Regions from separate parts of the Homo sapiens genome. Here all the other regions are linked to region 2. The links are chromatin loops, found by intact Hi-C in ENCODE. Cell type or tissue: mammary epithelial cell. All regions are shown on one strand. Links, peaks and the distances in the headings refer to the core of each region. The heading gives the core; the rest is flanking DNA.

Region 1 (8,522 bases), core at 1,581-6,580, 150 kb after region 2:
ACTTAAATGTAAAACCCAAAACTATAAAAACCATGGAAGGCAACCCAGGCAATACCATTCTGGACATAGGCACAGGCAATGATTTCAAGATGAAGACACCAAAAGCAATTGCAATAAAACAAAAATTGAGCTTCTGCACAGCAAAAGAAACCATCAACAGAGTAAACAGACCAGCTAAGGAATGGGAGAAAATATTTTCAAACTATGCATCTGACAAAGGTTTAATATCCAGCATCTATAAGGAACTAACAAATTTACAAGCAAAAAACAACTCCATTAGAAAGTGGGCAAATGATATGAACAGACACTTCTCAAAAGAAGACAGACATGTGGCCAATAAACATGAAAAAAAGCTCAACATCACTGATCAGCAAATCAAAACCACAATGAGACATCATCTCACATCAGTCAGAATGGCTGTTACTAAAAAGTCAAAAAATAGATGCTAGTGAGGTTACAGAGAAAAAGGAATGATTATACAAGGTTGGTGGGAGTATACACTAGTTCAACCATTGTAGAAGACAGTGTGGCAATTCCTCAAAGACCTAAAAACAGAAATACCATTCAACCCAGCAAACCCATTACTGGGTATATACTCAAAGGAATATAATCGTCCTACTACAAAGACACATGCACGCATATGTTCGTTGCAGCACTATTCACAATGGCAAAGACATGGAATCAACCTAAATTACCATCAATGGTAGACTGGATAAAGAAAACGTGGCACACATACACCATGGAATACTATGCAGCCATAAGGAAGAATAAGATCTTGTCCTTTGCAGGGAAATGGATGGAGCTGGAGGCCATTATCCTTAGCAAACTAATGGAGGAACAGAAAACCAAATACCACATGTTCTCATTTATAAGTGGGAGCTAAATGATGAGAACACATGGACACATAAAGGGGAACAAGACACACTGGAGCCTATCAGAGTATGGAGGGTGGGAAGAGGGAGAGGATGAGGAAAAATAACTAACGGGTACTAGGCTTGGTACCTGGGTGACAGAATAATCTGTACAACAAATCCCCATGACACAAGTTTACCTATATAACAAACCTGCACATGTACCCCTGAACTTAAAATAAAAGTTAAATTTTAAAAAATCAAGTGATTTATGTGAATTCAGATGTCACAATAACATAGAGGTTTTATTACACAGGTGTAACTTATTTGTCAGGTACTACTTTCTGGCATTCTCACAGTATGGCATGCCTGGTTTACTTTCTGGAAAGAATAATCATTTATTCATTTATCCAAACATTCGCTAAATATCTCTGACCACCTTTTACATGTCAGGCCCTGTGCTAGGCAATGGTGGTATAATGGTGAAGCAGAGAGACATGGTCTACACCCTTACAGAGTTAAGAGATTAGCTTGAAAGACTGACACTGAATGAGTTCATTTCAAGGGTAAGGAGAGCTACAAAGGGGAGGTCAAGTGCATTCTGAAAGCTGTGGTCACTCCAGTGGCTGCCCATATCCCCTCAGCATTCACCAGGCAAACCCTTAGCTTCTTCCTGTAAGCACCTCAATACTCAGTCCTGAGTGAGGACTTCTCTGACCTGCAGTGGGTAGGGGCATGGTTAGCCCCTGTAGGCTATTGGGGCCGGGGAATCGATGCCCTCAGGACCATCCTCAACTGATGATAAATGAGAGTTAACCACCCAGCTTCCTCACCCTTTGGGTAAGACAATTCTGAGCGTATTTTCTCCTGTCTCCCAGGGTTCTCAGTGAAACCAAGCCCCAGTTACCCATCTCCCAATAACTTGTTTGTTAGCGTATCCTGATTGGCTTTTCTTCCTCCCTCATCTCCCCATTTTCCTACCATAGCTTTCTAAGACTCCCTCCCTAATAAACTACTTGCACTAAAACCCCCATATAAGGGTGTTTTTGGGGGAACCCAACTGGAGCATATAACAAGGGGACCTGACCTAGACCTGGGTGGGCCTGGATCTTGGAGGGCCTTATCAGCCATGTCAGAAACTCTTTCCTAAGAGATCTGTGGAAAGTCATTTATGGTCTTAAACAAGGGAATGGGTCTGTGGAAGAATGCGAAGACAGGAATGAATTCAGGATAGCTGGGTAGGAAGCCATCTCATCAGTCAACTCAGGAAAGATTGGGACCTGTACTAGGGAGGAGGCAGTGAAGAGAGAGCCTACCATAGTGCCTAGCTCATAGTAGCTGCTCAACAAATATCATCCAAAATACTTTTGGATGAAAATTAATGACTCGGTTAAATCTACTGTAGAATGTGTTCAGTTCCAGCTGTGGCCAATGGAATCTGTCAATAGACTGCTGAAACTTGAAGCTTGTTTAGATCTGGAGGTGAGGAAAATTAAAGAGTCTAAAATGGGCCAGGCATGGTGGCTCATGCCTATAATCCCAGCACTTTGGGAGGCCGAGGCGGGCAGATCACTCGAGGTCTGGAGTTCAAGACCAGCCTGGCCAACATGGTGAAACCCTGTCTGTAATAAAAACACAAATTGGGTGTGCTGACACACTCTTGAAATCCCAGTTACTTGGGAGGCTGAGGCAGAAGAATTACTCGAACCTGGGAGGCAGAGGTTGCAGTGAGCCAAGATCATGCCACTGCACTCCAGCCTGGGTGACAGAGCAAGATTCTGTCTCAAAAATAAAAATAAAATAAAAAATAACAGTCTAGAATGACTCCTAATCTTCAGGTTTGAAAAGCTAAGTGGAGGCTGGTGTCATTTACTAAATACGGAACATAGCCTTGAGGAGGAGGGGCAAATTGGAGGGGGTGGAAGATAATGAGTTTGGGGCATGGTGCGACTGTGAGCCATCTAACTGATGCTGAGTGTGTGTGTGCAGGCTTGGAGCTGGGTCCAAGATGCATATTTGGGTCCCATCAAATTTAGACACTAACTAGGTGGAGAAAGCCCTCTCTGGTTACATGGGAAATGTGACACAGAAAAGTTTCACATTCTCCTACTTTCCAGCATTCTCACATAACAGTTAAAAGGCTACAAGGAAGAATTAACATTTATTGAGAACCTACTATGTGCCAGGAATTGTACCCAGTAATCTTCAGAACAGCCCTGAGAAGTATGCAATATTATGTCCATTTTATAGATAAGGAAATTGAGACACAGAAAGGTAGAGTAACTCATCCAAGGTCACACAACTAGTAAGCAGCTTCAGAACCCTGAACTGACCCCAAGTTCATGTTCTTAAACAAAATAAGCATCAACAAAGTGTGGTTACAGAAAGTATATCTCTCAGTCTCACCAGATGCCTCAGTGGGTAGTTCCCAAAGTCAGGGGCATTCGATAGAAGAAGGATTTTTCAATTTCAGGGTCAAAGAATATTCTTCTCTGCAATACCCCTTTCAACTGTTGATGGCTTCACTTGGACAGCCTCCTCTCCAAGCAGTCCCCCTGTTGGTGACTCTATCGTGTAAGCCCTAGCTGAAGCCTCTCAATTTCTGTCTCAGTAAATTTGCCTTTTGTAGACATTTCATTTACATAGAATAAGAAAGTGGTCTTCTGGCAGTGGGTGTTCTTAGCTAGTGTGCTGTATAAAGGGTAAAATAGTATGTCCTCAAAACCATATGAAGCGTGTAGGGAGTAATTCACAACCTTATTATTCCCTTATTTAAAAATGGAGCACAGTACCTTGGGTTTGCTAATATTGGTACATATTCCTGAAAATGTCATTTTATTTTCCTTTCCATAAACACAGTTCTTAAAATATGGAAGTTAGAATGTATACTGCCTCATTCTCCAGATGTGAGGTAGTGTTACTCCACATATTCTCTGGTGGTGTGGTAATAGTAGTTTCATAGACTACTTCCTGGTGTGGAGGTGGGCATCTCACCTGAGTCATAGAAGACTTCAGAGATTAGGCAAGCTGATAACTTGAGCCAAAGAGATGAGGTCATTCTTTTTGCCAGTCACTGCAATCTTGCAAAGGGCAGAGCCTGAGACAAGCTCCTTGGACCAGAAACTGGAACCAAGTGAGTGACCCTTAGGCAAAAGAAAGATTGAAACTGTGGTCAGTGGAACTCATTCTGGAACCTGACCCTGTCCTGCCTGTTCCCAGCCTCCTCTACACTTGCCAGAGTGAACTTCTGTCATCATCACAGAGCCTGTAATCTTCTGTATGGCTCAGAGGACCCGCCATGATTTGTCCCTACTTGCTTCTCCAGCCTCCTGTCTCACTTCTCTCCTATCCCTGGGAGCCTATTATCCAACCATGGTAATCTCTTCTGCTCCATTAGAAACTCATCATTTTCGTTTTTACCTCTAGGGCTTTGTGTTTGCAATGCCCTCTGTCCCAGGCCCTCCCACTCAATGTTCCAGTCTTCCTGCACATTGTCAAGTTCCTGCTCATTGTCAAGTTTTAATTTAGATCTCAATTCCTCTGGAAAATTTTCCCTGACTCTCAAGACTGGATTAGGTTTTCCACAGCACCTTGCTTTTACCCCTTTTCTGGAAAGTATCCAACTGTTTTATAATTGCAGAATAACTTGATTGCTCATCACTTCCCCTAAAATGAGAACTCCTTCAGGCAGAGATAGAATCTGTCCAACATCTGACCTCATGAGTTACAACAAGCTACAACTGCCCAATGAAGTTGCTCCCAAATTCCTGATCCACAGAAACTGGGAGATAATAAATGATTATTATTGTCTTGAATTGCTAAATTTTGGAGTAATTTGTTGTGCAATAATAGACAACTAATACACTAACAAAACTAATTAGTTTAAAACAACAACCTGGGCTGGGTGCAGTGGCTCATGCCTGTAATCCCAACACTTTGGGAGACTGAGGCGGGAGGATCACTTGAGCCTAGGAGTTCAAGGTGAGCCTGGGCAACACAGAGAGACCTGGTCTCTACAAAAAAAAATTAAAAATAAATAAAATAGGCCAGGCGTGGTGGCTCACACCTGTAATCCCAGCACTTTGGGAGGCCGAGGTGGGCGGATCACGAGGTCAGGAGATCGAGACCATCCTGGCTAGCACAGTGAAACCTGGTCTCTACTAATACACACACACACACAAAAATTAGCCGGGCATGGTGGCAGGCACCTGTAGTCCCAGCTACTTGGGAGGCTGAGGCAGGAGAATGGCGTGAACCTGGGAGGTGGAGCTTGCAGTGAGCCAAGATCGTGCCACTGCACTCAGCCTGGGCAACAGAGCAAGACTCTGTCTCAAAAAAAAATAATAATAAAATAAATAAATAACATAAAACCACCACCACTTTATTACAGCTCACAGATCCTGTAGGTTAGTAATTGGTGATCTCTCGCTCCTGTGGCTTCAACTGAGATTAACTCAGCTATACTTAGAGGATGGATGGGCCAGCTGGGACAGTCCAAGATGACTTTGTTCACATGTCTGGCACTTTGTGGGTTATAAGGTGGGGTCAGCTAGAATGGTGGACCACAGTACCTATACTCAGCCTCTCCAGCATGGTTGTCTCATAGGAGATAGACTTCTTACATGGCAGCTGGCTTCCTCTAGAGCAAGTATCCCAAAAGAACCATGGGGAAGCTGCATGACTTTTTATAACCTAGCCTCAGAAGTAACACAGAGTCATTTCCATACTCTCTTGCTTACAGTAGTCATAAGACCACCAGATTCAAGGAGAGGGAACAGAGATGCCACCTCTTGAAGAGAGGAGTGTTAAAGAATATGAAACCTTTATTTATTTTGTTGTTGTTTCATTTCGTTTTGTTTTTTTGAGACAGAGTTTTGCTCTTGTTACCCAGGCTGGAGTACAATGGTGCAAATTCAGCTCACTGTACCCTCTGCTTCCAGGTCCAAGCGATTCTCCTGCCTCAACTTCCCAAGTAGCTGGGATTACAGGTGTGCACCACCACACCCAGCTAATTTTGAATTTTTAGTAGAGATGCAGTTTCACCATGTTGGTCAGGCTGGTCTCAAACTCCTGACCTTAGGTGATCCACGCACCTCAGCCTCCCAAAGTGCTGGGATTACAGAGGTGAGTCACCACGCCCAGGTTGAAACTATTTTTTTTTTTTTTTTTGAGATGGAGTCTCGCTGTCGCCCAGGCTGGAGTGTGCAGTGGCACAGTCTCGCCTCACTGCAACCTCCGCCTCTCGGGTTCAAGCGATTCTCCTACCTCAGCCTCCCAAGTAGCTGGGATTTACAGGCATGCACCACCACACCCAGCTAATTTTGTATTTTCAGTAGAGATGGGGTGTCACTATGTTGGTCAGGCTGGTCTCAAACTCCTGACCTCAGGTGATCCACCTGCCTCGGCCTCCCGAAGCGCTGAGATTACAGGCATGAGCCACCGTGCCCAGCCTGAAACCATTTTAAAAAAATTAACTTTGTTAAAGTACAATTTATATACAATAAAATGTACCCATTTTAAATATATAGTTCAATGGGTTTTAACAAATCTATACACCCTTGTAACCACCACCACAATCAAGATACAGAGCATTTCCTTTATTCCGGCAAGTACTCTCCTGCCCCCTTGCAGTCAATCCCACACCCCAGCCCCTGAGCTCAGGGCCATCACTGATCTGCTTCCAGGCTTTTCTAGAATTTCATATGATACAGCATATAGTTTTCACACTTGGCTTCTTCACTTAGCTCAATTCTTTTGAGACCCATCCAGGTTGTTGCATGTATCAATAGTTATTCCCCCCACCCTTTTTTTTTTCATTCCTAAGTGCTGGCAACATTCCTTTTTTTATTAAGTAGTATTACAAGCAGCTATGAACATTCATTTTCATTTGTCTTGAATAAATATCTAAGAGTGGGTTTGCTGGGTCATACAGTATATGTGTTTAACCTTATAAGAGACTGCTAAACTGTTTTCCAAAATGGTTGCACAATTTTGTTTTTCCATCAGGAATATATGAAAGTTCCAGTTACTCCACATCCTTGCCAACACATGGTATTGTCAGTCTTTTAGGGTTAGCCATTCCAGTAGGTGTGTAGTAGTATCTCACTGTGGTTTCAATTTGCATTTGCCTGATAACTAATGATATTGAGCATCTTTTCATGTGCCAATTGGCCATGAATATATCTATTTTTTGGAGCATCTATTCAAATCTTTTGGCATTTGTAATTAGTTGGTTTTTTTCCTATTGAGCTTGAGGAATTATTTATAAATTCTAGATCCCAGTCTTCTGGCAGGTATATGTATTGCAAACGTTTTCTTCCAGACTGTGGCTTGCCTTTTCATCTTCTTAAAACTAAAGAACAGCCTGGGCATGGTGGCTCACACCTATGATCCCAGCACTTTGGGAGGCTAAGGCGGGAGAATCGCCTCAGGTTGGGTGTTTGAGACCAGCCTAGGCAACAAGACAAGACCCCCATCTCTACAAAAAATAAAATAAAAAACTAAAAAATCAGTTGAGCATGGTGGCACGTGCCTGTGGTCCCAGCTACTTGGTAGGCTGAGGCAGGAGGATCACTTAAGCTTGAGAGTTTGAGGCTACAACGAGCCATTTCCATACTGCTGCATTCCAGCCTGGTGACAGAGCAAGACCCTGACTCAAAAAACAAACAAACCAAAAAAAGAAAAAAGAAAAAAAAAAAACCAAACCCTCAAGAGCAGATATTTTAAATTTAAATTTGATGAAGTTCAAGTTCTTTTTTTCTTTTTTGAATCATGTTTTTTGTGTCCTATATAACACTTGGCTGATGCAAAGTCAAAAAGATTTTTTGTCTTATTCTAGAAATTTTATAGTTTTCACCTTTATGATTCATTTTGAGTTAATTTTTTGTATGGTTTTTGGTCTGAGTGAAGCTTCATTTTTTTTTTCCAAATAGATATCCAATAGTTACAGTCACATTTGTTCAAAAGATTATGCTTTGCTTATCGAGTTACTTTTACAATTTTGTCTGAAGCAATTGATCCTATATGTACAAGTATGTTTCTTGATTTTTTGTTATATTCTATTGGTCTATATGTTTGTCCTTTTGTGTTCATATTTTAAAACTATAGCAAGCAGGCAGCAATTCATTGTTGCTAAATACTCTTGTGATGTCACATGCTAAAGCCCTCAGGCACAATTCAAATCATATAGTCCAGGTTCCTGGGATAAGAAACCCTGGCTCCAGCTTACTGTCCTGGGCTCCTCTTATATCTGAGAAAACAAAGAGATCATAAGAGTAATTTCAAACATTAATTAGGCAGACGAAGTAAGAAGGAAAAAAAAGACATGTGGTATCTTTTTGCCAGAATTCTGGTTATTTAAGTTAAACTTGGTTTGGAGAGACAAAGAAAAAAAAGTGAACTGCAGGTATGTGCCTCTGGCTTAAAGTGAAAAAATATGACCCTTATAAACAGTGAGACACCATCCCATTTTATAATACAATATTGCAACGTGACAATGGACGTTGGGTTAAAACAATCTCCTTCTTAAAGGTAGCATATACTTTCTTCCTCTTAAGAGAATATTTTCTTGTAAATTTGTTTGAGTTCATTGTAGATTCTGGATATTAGCCCTTTGTCAGATGAGTAGGTTGTGAAAATTTTCTCCCATTTTGGAGGCTGCCTGTTCACTCT
Region 2 (8,522 bases), core at 1,280-6,279:
TGACTTTTAAAAATAATATTACAGAATAATGAACTGAAAGCTGAGAGCATAGGAGATTTTGGTCAGAGTGGGATGTTTACATTTAATGCTTCAAAGGTGGAACTTCTCAGTTACAAGGAAGTTCATGGATTTGTGTGGCTGAAAAGGAACAGAGGTTAAGGATATTCAAATTGAGGAGGTCAAGGAACTAAGAAGCCAGGGTGTCTGATGAACATTCATATGCTGTGGAGCCAGGGGCCAGGGTCATCAATGAATGAGTTGAGAAGGATGGTAGAGGACAAGAATGAGTGGAAGGAATAATCATAATAGCAAACATTTACAGAATGCTATCTGTCAAAAGTGAGCACTATATTGATTCATTTATTTTCACCTATAGAGTAGGCACAATGTCGCCCCTTTCTTTCTTTCTTTCTTTCTTTTTTTCTTTTACAGATGAGACACAAAGAAGTTAGATAACTTGTCCAAGGTCACACAGCTACTAAGTGGTTTAACTGAGATTCAAATCCAAGCTACCTGTTTCTGGAGGTCACTTAACCATTACACTGTACTCCCTTCCTGATACAACTGGACAACACACATCCTTAGAAACATTTACAGGAAAAGAGAGGAGCAATGATCTGAAATCTGATCCCATATCCTGATTGAGGTACTGGGTGTGAGAGTGAGCTTTCTTTTTGTAAGGCTGAAGGAGAACCAGTTCTTTTGGAAAAAGCCAGCCAAAGAAATAGAGGGAATATATTGTCTGTGATTGAATCAAGTATGTGGGGACTTTTTTTTTTATAAAACAAACTAGTGAATAAGCCTGGGAGAGAGTGAAGATGAGAGTAGATGAGAGACCAATCCCAAAGCAGAATGGGAATGAAAGTACAGTGGTAAGAGATATTTGGGGCTTTTTACTTGTATAGTGAGTATGGATGCCAGGGATCTGCAAAGATGTCTAAGCAAGTTCCCTGGAAAATACAGCTGAGGAGAAGGGTGGTAGGCATCTCTCTGAAAGAAGCTAGCCTAGCCTAACAGTAACCATGCTTTGGGTGGACTGCTGGACCATGTGAGAAGTCCATGGAGTTCCCAGGATCCTCACCACCCACTTAGAAGCTAGAGTAGTCAGGGTAAATGGAAGAATTTAGGCCTCTCTGAAAAGAGTCAGCAGTGACCCTTAGAAATTTTACTTCTTTTTAAAAATAATGGTATTTTGAAATATTTTCACTTGAGGTAGAAACAAATTGCATGTATACCTAGCTCTTGATTTCACCAGTGTCTATATAACATCCCATTCTTCTAATAATGAACCATTTTCCTTTGGCCACAGGGTGGGCACATTACCCAGGCTAGGTGAATCATATTACACCATCCACAGTGAATGGTCCAATAGGTGGGCATATGACACAGACCTGGCCAGTTTCCACCATAGGTCTCTCAAGCTGAACCTAGGAAAGAGAAGTGCTTTAGCTGAGAGGTTGTGATGTTGAACCTGGCTGAGGTGCTATTTCTCACTCCCTGAAGAAAAGAGACCACATCTGAGTCTCTAGTTCCAGCCTGCAAGTCCCCAAAATAACCTAGGTTCCCGCAGTACTTCTTTACTCTGTGAGCTAACCCAGTATATTTCCAATAAATCCTCCTTTTTGGCTTATTACCAGTTGGGCTTCTGAAAAAAAAAAGCCCTAAAATATGCAGTTCAAGGAATGCCTCTAGCTTAGAAAAATGTACTTTGAAGTTTTAGGAGGGTCTTTGCCTAAAAGTTACACTGACTCAAAAGCATGTCAACCTGAGTTCACTAAAGAATTCAAGTTGCCTACATTTTTTTAAAGAGACAGGATCTCCTTCTGTCTCCCAGGCTGGAGTGCAGTGGCACAATCAAAACTCACTGCAGCCTCAAACTCCTAGGCTCAAGCAATTCTCCCACCTCAGCCTCCCAAGTAGCTAGGATTACAGGCACACACCACCATGCCCAGCTAATTTTTTTAGTTTTTCTAGAGATGGGATCTTGCTATGCTTCCCAGGCTGGTCTTGAACTTCTGGCCTCAATCAATGCTCTTGCCTCAGCCTCCCAAAGTGTTGGAATTACAAGCATGAGCCACCACACCCAGCCGTGCTTACATTTTATAAAGCATGAAGCTCACACTTAGCCTTCCTTTTGAACCAGGGAAGATTAAATTTATGATTTATATTTTTTTTTCATGTGAAACCTCTCCTTGGACTTCTTGAGGCAGTCAGAAGTGCTGTGGATAGATGCAAAGAAGGTGGGGGGTTCTATTTCCCACTTTGGTGTTTTGAAGATGAGGGATCGGGGGATAGGATGAGACAGGCAGTCCTGGTCCTAGATGGGGAGATAATGGAGCCAATCTCATTATTGCTCCAGAGCTGGCTGGATGCTGGTTTTACAGGTAACTGAAAGAAAGCCTGAGGAAGTAGCTTGTACTATGATCTGGCACAAGCCAGAACAGGGTTTGTGCTTCTACCGCTGTGCTCTAGAAGCGTGACTCTAATTAGCTCATTTTGCCCTTCCTTAAGGTCAGAGCGGGAATGATAAATAGAGCTAGACTAAGCACTCTAATAAAAAACCTGGGTTGGGAGGCCGAGGCAGGCAGATCGCAAGGTCAGGAATTCTCGAGACCAGCCTGGCCAACGTGGTAAAACCCCATCTCTACTAAAAATACAAAAATTGGCCGGGCATGGTGGTGGGCACCTGTAATCCCAGCTACTCAGGAGGCTGAGGCAGGAGAACTGCTTGAACCCGGGAAGCAGAGGTTGCAGTGAGCCGAGATCACGCCAGCGCACTCCGGCCTAGGTGACCAAGCGACACTCCATCTCAAAAAAAAAAAAAAAAAGACCTGAGGAGACAATGGAAAGGGCATTGACCTAGATTAGTCACTCTTATTGACAAGTGGGTAGAACGTTCTAGTATCTGTTCAGGAAGAACAGGCAAGCATTCTAGTTGTTTTCAATGACATTTATGAGATGCTTGTTGTAAGATCCCATGTTCGCCTGTCACTCAGGCTTTCTTGAACCTACATTAAATCAGTGCTTGTTTTCAGAAAATTAAGCTGGTTGGGTCCTAAGGGAGAGTAATGTGCTTCATATACTAAAATCATCCCCAAAGCATTTTAACTACTTAAAAAAAAATAAAAATCCTTGAGATCTGCTATGTCCTTTAAAACAAAATAAATAAAAATAAAAATCCTACTCTTAATAACATAGCCAAAGTTGCCCACTTAGGGGAGATGATGCCCAGAATTGCAGTGAAGACTGCAGAAACATTAGCCCAGAAGAAGTTCATTAGCCTTGTTAGGAAATTTAGATGTTTAGAATTCCTAAAATATTTTATTTAAAATGAGAAGTCACGCTAATTTTCTAATACAATTTAAATCAAATGATAATTTATTCTAAGGGTTTTTACAAAATACGAAAATTTTACATACATAAGAAGAACAGTATAACTGAGCAACTTACATTCTAATTAAAACTTTGTTGCAAAACATGTTTGTGACTACTCTTATGCTGCTTTCATATAGTAAAGTTATAAGAAAAACAATCATATATATGCAGGGTTTTAAAAAAATAAACTCATAAAAATACAGGCTTGAGACCTATTTTAGAATTAAGTCAAAACAAGCCAACAACTGAATTGTACCTATGGCCAGTGGGTGGCACTAAAATACATTTGAGGCTTGTTTTAACTGTTTGTTTTCTCAAGGCAGAAAAACACCAGTAGTTTCAGTCTCATTGCCCTAATATGGAATTCCATATTTTATTAGAGATTACAGAGTAAATAGTTTCTTAAGGTCCATTTTTTTTTTTATCATCACTGATGTCTGTCTCCATTCCCTGCTCCACTTTGAGTATCTTTCTGCGACTTTTTCCCACAACCTACAAAGGTCCTGCAAGGGTACCAGACCCTCTTAACTGTGGCACAGAATTGTGGTGTGAAACACATGATGGCAAACAAGAACATTTTGCTTCTTAACAATACCCCATGTTTAATGCTCTGGGGCAGCTTTTTCTTTGAAGCAGCAGCAGAAATTCAATTTTCCTAGCTTGTTCAAATATCTTATTTAATATTAGAGTCACAAATTACACATTTTGTTATATTTAAATCCCTTGGGCCTTGTAATCAAAGAAGCACATGCAGATTGACTTTTACATGCTGTGTAGTATTCCTTAGGTGCAATAGATAGAAAGTGAGGATATTTGTCCACCTACTCAGATTTTCAAGATCAGATTCCACCGGTTTAGTAGTTTTCAGTGGAGGAGCCAGTGGAATTTGGGCTCATTTGGAAATCTTGGCAATCAAAAGCATTCTGAGAGGCAGTGTTGCTTCAATCCAAGTATTGGGGGAGTTTACCATCTTCTCCCAGAGAGCAACTTCCTCTGAAGTAGAGTCCATCCAGTCCACTTCAGTCCCATAACTTTTACCTGAAAAAAGGAAGCTTTGCATTTAGAAAGAAACAGCTCATTGGGGGTAGGGGAAAGAGGGAAAGTTATTCCCTAATTATAACCACCAGTGGAAGCTAGGAGGAGCTTTCTTCACTGGGAGGGCAGATGTGAGACTCAACATAAGGAAGAACTGTTCAATTGTCTGAGTGACTTCATGTTTGTAATCATTACCATAATTCCTAGAGCAATGATTTTTCTTCAAGTTAATGTAAAGGCCAGATGAAAATTCATCAGGGAATAAGGGAGTTGGGAGGACTCCTGCACTGGGTTGGAGATGACACTAGATAATCTCTAGGTTAGTGTGACTAAGGCTTTAGTGTCTAACAGACTCAATTTTGAATCTTGGCTCTGCCACTTTGTAGCTATGTTACTTACTTTCTTGGACTATCAGTTCCTTTGGGGTAACATTAGTAACTACCTCATAGACTTGTGAGGATTCAATGAAATAATGTAAATGAAGCATTTAATACAGTGACTGGTGCTCCAAAAATGTTATTGTTATTACTCAAAGCATATATTTAGCCTTGAAGGACCATAAATGTTTTTGCAGGGCAGACTAGTGATGAAGGCTTTTCTGTCCCTGCCACTGCCACAATAACTTAAACTCTATATGCAGAGACACTTCACCCTGTTAATCCTCATATCTGGAGCCCTTGGCATACAACCTGACATTTCTTTACTCATTTATTTCACTATACTTAAGAGATATCTGTTTTCAGGATATCTCGGTTTTCACTGGGAAGAAGCAAAGCAACAAACAAACCTCTAGTATCTCTAGAAAAATTTGGCTCATGGAGAATTAAAAATGTAGCAAACAGTACCTGTTCCAAAGCCAATACGAAGACCTCCCAAAAATTGGTTGGTTAATTTGTAATGGTCCCAGACAGTAAGCTCTACACAGGCTTCCATCAGATCTTCAGGCCTGAACCCATCATACACCATAGTGTGGTTGAAGATAGGGTTGGTGGTTTTCCCTACAGCTCTTGTCTTCTGGCGACTTTTCCTACTTGTATCTGGAAGGATGGTACTACAAAAAGAGGCATGATTGTGGGAGCATTTTAGTAAGATAGTGAACATTCATGCTTTCAATACATAACAACACAGCTATTAAAGATTGACAATGGAGGAAAAGATGTGGAGAGATAGTGGTGGTGGTGGTTTGGCAGACAGTGGGGTAGGGGGTAGGAACACATCATGCTGAAAAGACTCTGGACCTAGAGTCAGCTATACTTGGTTTGAATCCTGACTCTGCTACCTCCTGGGTATGCATTTTAGGGAAAGTTACTCAACCTTACGGACACTTGCTTCTTCATCTATAAAATGGGAATGGTGATGCTGATTTCATAAGGCTAAAATTAGAATTAAATAACATATGCAAAACACTTAGCTCCATGCCTGCATTTAGTAAGTGCTTAATATGCTAGTAATCATTTGAGGATTCCTTTAAAATTTGCAAGCACAGGCTATCCTGATTAGCTGTGATAGCCTAAGACATTTGTGTTATACAGAATAGAAAAAGAAGAGAAACCTCTCCAAATTGCTAGATTTGACTTTGGAAATAAATTATGTAATTTTTTTTTTACAATCACTTACATTTCATTTATGATAACAATTAAATGAACTTTAACCTACCATGCCTCTTGTAAGTGGCAATATAAGACAATACAAGTGGCAACACAAGGCAAGAAGGTCTGTGAATGGTCTCAGAATGTGACTGACTGACTTGGTCTTAGAATGAGGCTGACTTGAGCCAAAAAAATCTTACCAGCTGACATCTATAAAGATAATGTGTAGGGAAAATCATAAATAATATCATCTATGCTACTTAGATATATGTCACATATATATTTATTTATTTAATAGAGAAGGGGTTTGGCTATGTTGACCAGGCTGGTCTTGAACTCCTGGGCTCCAGTGATCCGTCCGCCTTGGCCTCCCAAAGTGCTGGAATTATAGGCGTGAGACACCTCGCTGTACCAGATATATGTCACATATATTTAAAAAGCTACAGTTGGTCTTCTGGTAGACTATATATAAATAAAATTAGAGAAACTAGGAGAGCATACTAATATCTGTTTAGTTATTATTTACTAGATGCCAGTCACTTTATATGTATAACAGAGAGAAGAGTTTGCCACTTAAAAACCCAAACTGTCTCAAGCTCTTAGTAAGGGTTGATTAGCAAATCATTTTCCAAATATCTGCAGTCTCATACAATGACCGTTTGCAAATAGGCCACAAAACAGGTGGGACAAAGGAGAGAAGGAATTCTCCCTGCTCCATAAAGGAGTCAAGGGGTGTGACATCTTACCATTAGAAATTTAATAAACTCTTTTGAACTGATTATTGCCCTCACCAACAGATGTTTTCCCTAGAACACATTACACATTGAGTATGAGGTCTCTAGTTTCATTTGACCTCTTACTTTATGATTTTAAAGCCAAATGAAGCCTTGAGAGTTCATGATATAGATTCCTCCAATTCATGTCTCCATTATCCCAAGTAAATTCATTTAAATTATGAATGATGAGTCAGTATTACAGATATAGAGAACCGAAACTAACCAGCAAAGACCAGGCTACAGAACTGTTGCAGACAGAGTCATCAATACTATTACCATTTAACAAAAGAATTTAGATGACTTCCCCTTAGCAGTGGTAGATCAAGGCATTCCTTCACCCAGATGTGCACTTCTCCAGTTGTAGGAAGCTTTTTACCTACAATAGAAAAAGAAGAGAAAATTTTCACTGCCAGTTCTCCCTTGGCAATACTGCGTCCAAAGATGTCAGCCTAAAAATGTTCTGGCATGGAGATACTAGCTAGTATTTGATGATATCATCTGAACTGATTAAATCTATACAGTCTTAACTAAGTCTTCATAATCTGGTTTTACTGAACTCGATAGCTCTATAAAAATAATTCATATTGGCTTTAAGTACCAAGTATTACATCATTAGCACATCATTCATTTGGGGTTTTGCTTGATTCAACAAAATCAAACACCAGGAATGTGAATCATCCATTTACAGTTATATTCAAAACATTTCAATGAAATGCATATACCTTGCAAACATTAATACCAGTATCAGTTGGTGCTAGTGGAAGACATTTAAAACATATTTGGGTATAAAGTAACCAAAACAGGTATTGGCTAAGGTATAGTCATTTTTAAGAGTAGTTATACTTTTTTTTTTGAGACAGGGTCTCACTCTGTCACCCAGGTTGGAGTTCAGTGGCACAATCATGGCTCACTGCAGCCTCAACCTCCTGGGCTCAAGTGATCCTCCTACCTCAGCCCTCCCAGAGGAGCTGCAACTACAGGCATGTGCCACCACACTTGGCTAATTTTTAAATTTTTGTAGAGACAGAGTTTCGTCATGTTGCCCAGGCTTGTCTTGAACTCTTAAGCTCAAGGGATCCACCAGCCTCAGCCTCCTAAAGTGTTGGGATTACAGGCGTGAGCCACCACCCCCAGTCAAGAGTGGTTAAACATTTTATAGGGATACTGTATGTACATACGTAATAGTTAATATTATGGGCAGATAGTTACTAAGAAGTTGGCTTAGTCTGAAATTGTTGTCTAGGCTGGGTTCATACGAACAGAGGAATGCCACCAGATTTTTCTGAATGGGTTAGCTCAATCAGTCAACCAAACAGTACTTAGTGAGGATCTATCATAAGCTCATCTCTATGCTATGCTAGGAACATCATTAGATATACAGAGAATACATGAAATAATCTATGCCCTTGGGAAATGTTTATAGTTATGTTGGAGAGAATAATTCAAATAAAATGATAAAAATGTAATATACAGTGAAACTCCAAGTTATTACTGTAATGTTCTAGAAGATGATATGATCAGTGAGATCTAATATAGTTAGGGAAAGCTTTATGGAGGAGATGGGGCTTCATCTAAGACTTTGGTAGGTTGAGGAGAAGAGGAAGCCATTTCAAAGAAGAAAAACTACGTGGACAAAAATTCAGACATGGTGGCACCCATCACAACACACAATACCCCTGCCCTCTACTACCAAGTGATAGAAGGAAAAAGGGAAATGGGATTTCTATGAATGTTGACTTTAAATGAT
Region 3 (8,522 bases), core at 2,387-7,386, 540 kb after region 2:
GATAAATAAAACAAAAAATGTTATGTGGGCCAAACAAAAAAAAACTATGCAGGCTGAAGCCTGGAGAACACAACTTTATGGCCTTTGATCTTTGTATAATTGATGGATTTGCTCTTAATTTTCAATGTTTTACAAAAATTACAAATGTTATCATTGATCTTTCATGTTCAGTAAGATCAAATGCATCTGGAGTATTAACAATGTTAGTAGGGAGAGACAGGCAATTAGTTTAAAAACAAAAATAGATGTAAAAATTGAAGATGATAAATGTATGTAGTGATGGGATAAATTGTTCAGGAATAATGACAATTCTGAGGAACAAATGTCTGATCATGCAATCACTCATATATCTATGCTATCAACAATAATAAGCAAGAAGAATAAAAAAATTGTCAGAAGGAAAGGCTTTATGGGTGTACAGCTAGAGAAGGAATATTAATGTCAGATGCCAGAATCAAGTTAATTCTGGATAAAAACATCATTTGTTTAGGAACTTGAGGACTGAACATGATAAAAATGCACCTGATGGAACTTTTTACATAGCCACACTTAAGTTCTGTAGTTTAAGGACATCATAGCTGCCAAGGAGATTTCTACACTTGCAGCCATCACCAAAGAGGGAGATTTCCTTCCTAAACATATGTTCAACGTGGTGGAAACTAGTATATGAGAAAAGATAGCTGAGAGATTGTACAGGAAGTAGAATAGAGCATGTCTAGTCTGTGATGTTGAAGGCAAACTAATTTTTTAAAGCAATAATTATAAATGTTTATAATTCAAATAGTATAAAAAAGACACACAGTAAAAACCAACTTTTCCTTCTTTCCTATACCCCCAGTTCCCTGCCTAAAGGTGACCTTTATTAGGAATTTAAATATTTCCTTTCATACACATAAGGGCACATTATACACACTGTTCTGTAACTTTTTTCCCATGTAATATATTTTGGAGATTGTTCTATATCAATTCATATAGATATACCTTATTTATTTTAAAGACTACATTATAGATATACTATAACTTATATAATCAATACCCCATTGATGGATCTATATTGTAGTCTTTTGCTATTACAAACAGTAAGTGTGCTGGTTCTCTTCAGAGAACTTATCTGGTGGAATTCCATCCAGGGCTTGCAAACATAAACATCTCTTAGTTCTTTTGGTCTTGCGAACAAATAAACTTAGAAAGAGCCATTTGGAAATGAACTTGTTTGTTACTAGAGAAGAACTGTGTGGAGAGAGGGCAAATGTGGCAGAATGCCCAGCAGAAAAACTAAATAGAAAATTAGGTCAGGATTGCTTCTCAGCCTTTTGACTAAGATCAAGTATAAAAATTAGGCTGGGTGCGGAGGCTCATGCCTGTAATCCCAGCACTTTGGGAGGCCGAAGTGGGTGGATCACTTGAGGCCAGGAGTTCAAGGTTATAGTGAGCTATGATTGTGCCACTGCACTCCAGCTTGATTGACAGAATGAGACCATGTCTCTAATAATAATAATAATAATTTTAAAATAATTAACAAGATCATAAAGGGCTTCATCTAATAACATAAAGAATTTGACCTTATCCTAAAAGACATGCAGAGCCAGATTGGTGTTAAGCAGAATGACAGGATTATATGGAAAGTTTACTATAACTACAATGAGAATAGATTAGAGGAGAACCAGTAAAGACAGAGAGTGGCCAGAAGAGGGACTATTCAAGTCATCCAAGAAATAATTTATGAGGATTTTAACTGAGGTGATAGCAATGGAAATGGAGAGGAGGCGATATGATGTTAGAAAACCGTGAAGGGATAACATCTACAGACCTTTGGCTGATCTGACAGGGGTCTGATTGGATGGGCAGAATCTAGGATGAATACCAGGTTTCTGGATTGGCTCACTTAGTATTAGTCACCACATCAGAAAGGAACAAGTACAGGGGGAAAGATGATTACTTGTGTTTTGGATGTTTGACCTTCTGGGGCCTACAGGTGGTTATATCCAATAGGCGGTAGAATATATAGGTCCAAAGCTCAACAAGAGCGCTACATACCAAAAGCAGACATCCACGTATGTATATGACGGGTGAAACTGAGAATGGAACAGGCCACCTGAGGATTACATAACCTTAATAGGACAAAAGGAAAAGTGGGGAGAACTCTAGAAAAAGAGACCTTTAGGTGGGAGGCAAAGCAAAAGGAGCCAAGGAAGGAAGACAAGGCCTTGGATGAACATTCAAAAATGAAATAAAACTTACATTGGCATAATAAAGGTTTCAAAGGCAGATATTCTTATCAGAGTCTCATGTGATTGGTGACTTAAGCTCTTAGATGACTAGCCCAGGTTTGCTCCGCTTTTAAAATAGCCAAGCTGAGAGTTTAACCCAAGGCTTTCCCAAATTCTAGTGATGATTTTTCCACCTTACTGGCTCCAAATTCCTTATTATCCATAGGAATTTAAAAAATAAGGTCACAAACTAGAAAACCAAGAATTTGAATAATAAGGTCACAGACTAGCAAAACCAGGAAAGCAGAGATGGGAAAGAGATGATACCAGTACAGTACCAACCTCATCAATAACTCCTATTCTCAGGTTTTTGCACGTTAGGAAATAACGTCTCAGAAAAGTTAAAATAACAAAACCACAACCCCAAAAAAAACCCTACCATAAAATCCTAAAACTCCAATTTTCCTTCTTCAGCACTCACATGCAAAGAAACATTAACTCTGCATAGGGATGTGTATGCTCAGGATTTTAATAATAAAGCCATCAGAAACTAATATTATCTTTTTCTGTACTATGGTCATTAGAGGGAGAACCATGAGGCTACTTAAGCCTTGTTCTACCTCACAAAATGTTCTTTGTTTTATGCAAATGTACTGGCTGTGGGAGATATTAGATGTCATTTTCATGAGTATGACATGAGTAAGTGTTAGAGGTAAGTTGACAATCTCCTTGTAAAGATATTAGCAAAACAGTATTATTATGACCCCGCAACACCTTAGAAATATTTTCACTATAATCCATCTTGTGATAATTACACCTGTTTTACTGGAATTTGACCTGAAAGAATAGAACTTGGTCAACAAGTTTCCAATCTTGTTGAAAGGGTACATTTTTGCAGCTGACATGAAAAAAAATTTTTTTAAGTAATGTGTAGGTTGGGCACGGTGACTCATGCCTGTAATTCTAGCACTTTGGGAGGCCAAGGTGGGAAGATCACTTGAGCCCAGGAGTTTGAAACCAGCCTGGGCCACATGGCAAAACCCCATCTCTACAAAAGATAGAAAAAAAAATTAGCCAGACATGGTGCTGTGTGCCTGTGGTCCTAGCTACTTGGGAGGCTGAGATAGGAGGATCGCCTGAGCCTAGGAGGTCAAGGCTGCAGTGAGCCATGCTCGTGTCACTGCAGTCCAGCCTGGGTGACAGAATGAGACCATGTCTCAAAAAAATAACAGAAGAAAACAAAACAAAACAAAGCAAACAAACAAAAGAAAGTAAACAAACAAAAGAAAAATTTTAAAAATAATATGTGTAGTATAAAGCTGAGTTGTATACTAGTGTACTGCAATTGGGTAGATTCCAAATGCAGGTTTGAACAAGGTTATTTCAAGGTCTTTCTCCTTATGTGGATTAGTGAGCCTGTGGAAGAGGTCTCGACCCAAAAGCTTCAACCTGTAAAAGTGGTTTCAGCTGGAGTAATTGTGTTCTCACCGTGGGAAAAAGCCTTTCAGTCCTTGCAATAGCAAATTTCAGGAGCTGACATCTTTTAAATCCTCTAAACAAGTCAATATAAATTAGGGTAGTAGGCAGAAAGATAATACTGATTTCATTCATTCAGAAAATGTTTGTTGAGGCCAGACACAGTGGCTCACACCTGTAATCCCAGCATTTTGGGAGGCTGAGGCAGGAGAATTGCTTGAGGTCAGGAGTTCAAGACCAGCCTGGCCGACATGGCAAAACCCCATTTCTACTAAAAATACAAAAATTAGCTGGGCGTTATGGCACACGCCTGTGATCCCAAGTACTCGGGGGGTGCTAAGAGAATAGCTTGAACCCAGGAGGGGTTTGCAGTGAGCTGAGACTGCGCCACTGCACTTCAGCCTGGGTAACACAGCGAGATTCTGTCTCAAAAAAAAAGAAAAGAAAAGAAAAAGAAAACATTCATTGAATGTGAAGTCACTACAGAAATCACAATGAATGAGAAATGGATTCTGCCCACAAGTAACTTAGCCTGGGGTGGGGACATGGCGCACCTAATTAGCTGGGTTGAGGCTGACATTTCTGTTAGGAACTTGAAGTACAGGTATTTTGTATTGTTAATCCACAGTCTTAGGAGTGTAGACCAAGAAACATGGCATGTAGCAAAGTTGGCATCCTAATATAAATGTCGAAAAGCTCAGTTGGTATTTTCTCACTGTTACCTGGAGCCACTTGCTCTTCCTCCTCCCAGTGGAAAGCTCCTTCCCTGCAATTCCAGCAGCACTTTCAGGATGTGGCCTCTGAGAGATTACATATTTTTTAGTCATCAAAGGGCAACCTGGCTCCACTGAGAGTGTTAACTGGACACATTTACCAGAGTACAATGTAACTTCCAACTAGTGATTTGGCTTGCCTCTCTTTTCCCTCTCCTAAGGAAATAATCAGAGCCCATATAAACATGCACATGCAAGTATGTAAATATACATGGAAAGAACAGGAACCATCTAAATGACAAAGAGCAGGGGTGTGGTTAAATAAATTGTGGCTATCTTTATGATATAGTACTATGCAGCCATTAAAATGCTATTACAGGAAAACAAAGAAATATATATCTATCATATACTGTCATAAAAATTGCTTATAAAATTATAACATGGTATGAATTATATTTTCCAAATATGTGTGTATTCATGTTTGTGTGTGGACAGAAAAAGCCAAAAAAAAAAATAGAAGACTCTGATATTAATAGTGGCCATCTCTGCATAGAATTACATGAGTTTTCTTCTTGGTGCTTTTCTCGTGTTTTCCAAATTATCCAAAATGTACATGTGTTACATTTATCCAAGATGTACATGTGTTACTTTCACTATATTTTAAGAATAAAAAACAAAAAGTGGTCTAGTTCTTCCTATTTTGTAGCTCTCTTTGACAAAGAAGTTTCACCAAATTCCTCAGGGGCTGGAACAGAAAGCTATTTTAGTGATGCCAACTGTGCCAACTCAAAACATTACTCAGAGAACTTGTTGCTGAAGGCAAAAAAGAGTCACTTCCTATCTTGTCTTGGGGAACACTCACCAGGAGCTGCAGGAAATCTTCAAAGATCTTTTTGTTGTTTTTGTTCAAGGGTTTTTAATTCTGTTATCTCTGGGGCCTCACAAGCAATACCAAAGTCTCTGCCATATCTCCCAGTATACCAAGTGGCCATGTGTAAGTAGGTTTATTGGTGGCCTTGAGTAATATCCCAGAGTTTCTGAGAGAGACTGGCAAAATGGGCTCTATCTGGAGTCAGAACAGCATAATTTAAGAACACAGAATCTGTAGGCAAACAGATCTTAGTTGAAATCCAAACTCTGAAATCTATTAATTATATGGCCTTGGATATATTACTTAATCTCTTTGTGTCTCAACTTCCTCATCTGTCAATTAGAACAAATAATATCTACTTATAATGTTTCTATGATGGGTAAAAGTTACAATACATTAAGTTAAGTATTTAGCAAACTGTATTGCTCATCGTAAGCAACAATGAATGAAAGCTATTATATTACTACAATAAGTAACATAAAAGAGAGAAAAATAAGTGTCATGAGAGATCAAGAAAATGCACAATTAGTCCTGGTTGAAAAGATGGCAAAAGGCTTTGTGGAAGGAGAGAATTTAGATATTCTACTTTTTATTTCTTTATTTTAAATTTTATTAGAGATGAGGTCTCACTATGTTGCCCAGGCTGCAGTATGTTGCCCATGCTGGATTGCTCAAGCAATCCTCTCACCTCAGCCTCCTGAGTTGCTGGGACTACAGGTGTGTGCCACCACACCAAGCTCAGAACATTTAGATGTAGCTGTGCTTTTTAGTTTAATACCAAAAATTACATATGTGTGCTAACCAAAACCCTGGCAACTTAATGATTAAAACCTTTACCCAACTTTGTACATTGTAGCATTTCGTACCACTCAGAGTTTACATTTTAAACTTTATTTTAGGCAGTGTTATTACAAAATAGTGTGGTACAAATAATTACCCTGCTAAATTAGGAAAAAAGAGAGAGAGAGAAAGTAATAGTCTACATAGAAGATATAGTAAATTGACCTTATTAAATCTGTTTCTTCCTCCAAAACTGGGGTGGGGGTGCAGCTCTTAATGAAGAGTATTACCTCCATCCCCCCTCCACCCCAGGGTGTTTGGAAATCTGTGCATGGTTTTGTTCAGTTGTCACAATGATTGGGAGAGCTATTAACATTTATGGGTTGGGGCCAGAGATGCTAAATGTCCTGCCATGCTCAGGACAATCCGCTACATCCAAAAGCTGTTCTGCCCTAAATGCTAATAGCACTCCTTTTGAGAAATACCATTAGAAATACTATTAGAAGGTCTCCAATGGCCTTTCCAGCTCTACAAGTTTGTTAGTGAATTCTATTCATCCCTTTGAACTAGCATTTCTTTAGTATTCTAAATGTCAAATTTAATTAACAGGCAGACAATATGAACTAACTAAGCATCTGTAAGGGTTAATTTTGGCTTGGCCACTGTGTTCAGCTATTTGGTCAAACATTATTCTGAATGTTTCTGTGAGGGTGTTTGGATGAGAATGACATTTAAATCAGTGGACTCTGAGTAAAGCAGATCACCTTCCATAATGTGGGTGGGCCTTATTCAATCAGTTGAAGGTCTGACTAGAACAAAAGACTGACCTTCTGAGCAAGAAGGAATTCTGCCAGCACATGACCTTCAGATTAGAACTGTAGATTTTGTGCTTTCCAGGCTCCATAATAGCATGAGCCAGTTACTTAAAATAAATCTGTCTCTCTCTATATATGTACACATACACTACTTGTTCTTTTCCTCTGGGGAAGGCTAATACAGCATCCTTATTCCTGGGCATAAGATTCAGAAAATATGAGAAGGAAAAATGAAGATAATGCAAATTATCTCCACTGTTTACCCTGGATATAGATTGCCGTGATCTCATTTTGTGCACACCTCAAATGCTGAAATGCAACATTTGAAGTATTTGGGTTTCAGGATGCCTCTGAGCATTTTACTGAGCATGTTTTCCTCTGCACTTCTAAACTCATGTGTACTTTGAAGAATATAATCCATGTTTCTGAGTCATTTACACTTAACTCATCAAAGTCTTGATTCACAATTATTTGACACTCTGCACCTTATTAGTGCTTGAACTCGCTCTATCAAATCTTTGTTCTAAGTCACCTTTTGGTCCCTCAAAGAAAGAAAGTAAAGTAAGAACCCATGTTAGAGTAAATTCAAGATATTTAATTTCTAATTTACCCCTTTTCAAGGAAAATATATTTTTACTAATATCTTCATTTGTAAAAACTTGTTGTTTTAACCCTATTTAAGATTTTCTCCCAGACAAGTTTTTAAGTATACACATATCTTTGAATTAAAAGCAGCAAGTAATTTTTACATAAAACCTATTAAGTATATTTATTTTCTTGCTTTGTTTATATGTACTGATGGTAGATTAGCGTCAAGGTCAGTGAAATCACATGCAACCTATTTTAAAAGTTGTTTTTTTCATTTATTTTCTTTTAATGCTCACACTGTTTTGCAAAGTCTGTGTAATTTCATATATGTAATTACTCTTTCAACACAAAAATTCCCTGATGTTGGCTTATTTCAACAAAAAACAGCATTATATCTGATCCAACAGGCTAATTCTCCTGAGACATCTTATAGTAACAAACCAATATGAACGTAAAAAAAAAATTTACAAAGAAATTGGGAATACAGTTTTGCATTTCTAAGGGTCTAGCCTCACAGTGCTAAGTTAAATTTCAGATCTCAACTTCTCTGCATAATTCACAGAAAAAAAATAAAAGTGGCTGGGCGCGGTGGCTCACACCTGTAATCCCAGCACTTTGGGAGGCCGAGGTGGGAGGATCACAAGGTCAGGAGTTCGAGACCAGCCTTATCAACATGGTGAGACCCTGTCTCTACTAAAAATACAAAAAAATTAGCCGGGTGTGGTGGGGCACGCCTGTAGTCACAGCTACTCAGGAGGGTGAGGCAGGAGAATCGCTTGACCCCAGGAGGCAGAGGTTGCAGTGAGCTTAGATCGTGCCACTGCACTCCAGCCTGGGCATCAGAATAAGACTCCGTCTCAAAAAAAAAAAAAAAAGAAAAAAGAAAAACAAAAAAAGTAAAAATAAATTTCAGATCTCAGGACTCTTTGGGCACTGACTTTAATTTATAGATAGGAGTGAATTTCTTATGGCTGATTAATAAACTTTCAGACAATATAAAGATTACAAAGGTTGGGAGGCTGAGGCAGGAGAATCGCTTGAACCTGGGAGGTGGAGGTTGCAGTGAGCC

Evidence for each region. Peaks named below come from ENCODE experiments on the same cell type or tissue, not always from the same donor. Only the 100,000 strongest peaks of a DNase experiment are listed, where the experiment ranks them.
Region 1: a loop joins it to region 2, with 3 times the contacts of the local background. A loop is called at or near these places in 24 of 110 quality-filtered maps.
Region 3: it touches region 2 in a loop (2.7-fold over the local background); 2 of 110 quality-filtered maps call a loop at or near these places.

Annotation. Positions count from the first base shown.
Region 1 is chr11:85,840,732-85,849,253 of GRCh38, forward strand. It overlaps a transcript of SYTL2 not described here. Among named protein-coding and RNA genes, the nearest start is that of CCDC83, 10 kb to the right of the region's middle. In mammary epithelial cell, for the core only: no CTCF peak of the experiment used is centred there; DNase peaks (open chromatin) are centred at 3,900 and 4,490; H3K27ac peaks cover 858 bases.
Region 2 is chr11:85,690,928-85,699,449 of GRCh38, forward strand. It overlaps SYTL2 (synaptotagmin like 2), which reads right to left. Exons shown (of 20, transcript NM_206927.4): 18 at 7,052-7,151; 19 at 5,256-5,461; 20 at 3,302-4,413. The coding sequence ends at 4,268. Among named protein-coding and RNA genes, the nearest start is that of CCDC89, 9.0 kb to the left of the region's middle. In mammary epithelial cell, for the core only: CTCF peaks have their summits at 3,648 (motif pointing right) and 4,521; no DNase peak of the experiment used is centred there.
Region 3 is chr11:86,225,921-86,234,442 of GRCh38, forward strand. No RefSeq gene overlaps it. Among named protein-coding and RNA genes, the nearest start is that of EED, 15 kb to the right of the region's middle. In mammary epithelial cell, for the core only: a CTCF peak has its summit at 4,448; DNase peaks (open chromatin) are centred at 4,481 and 5,201; H3K27ac peaks cover 892 bases.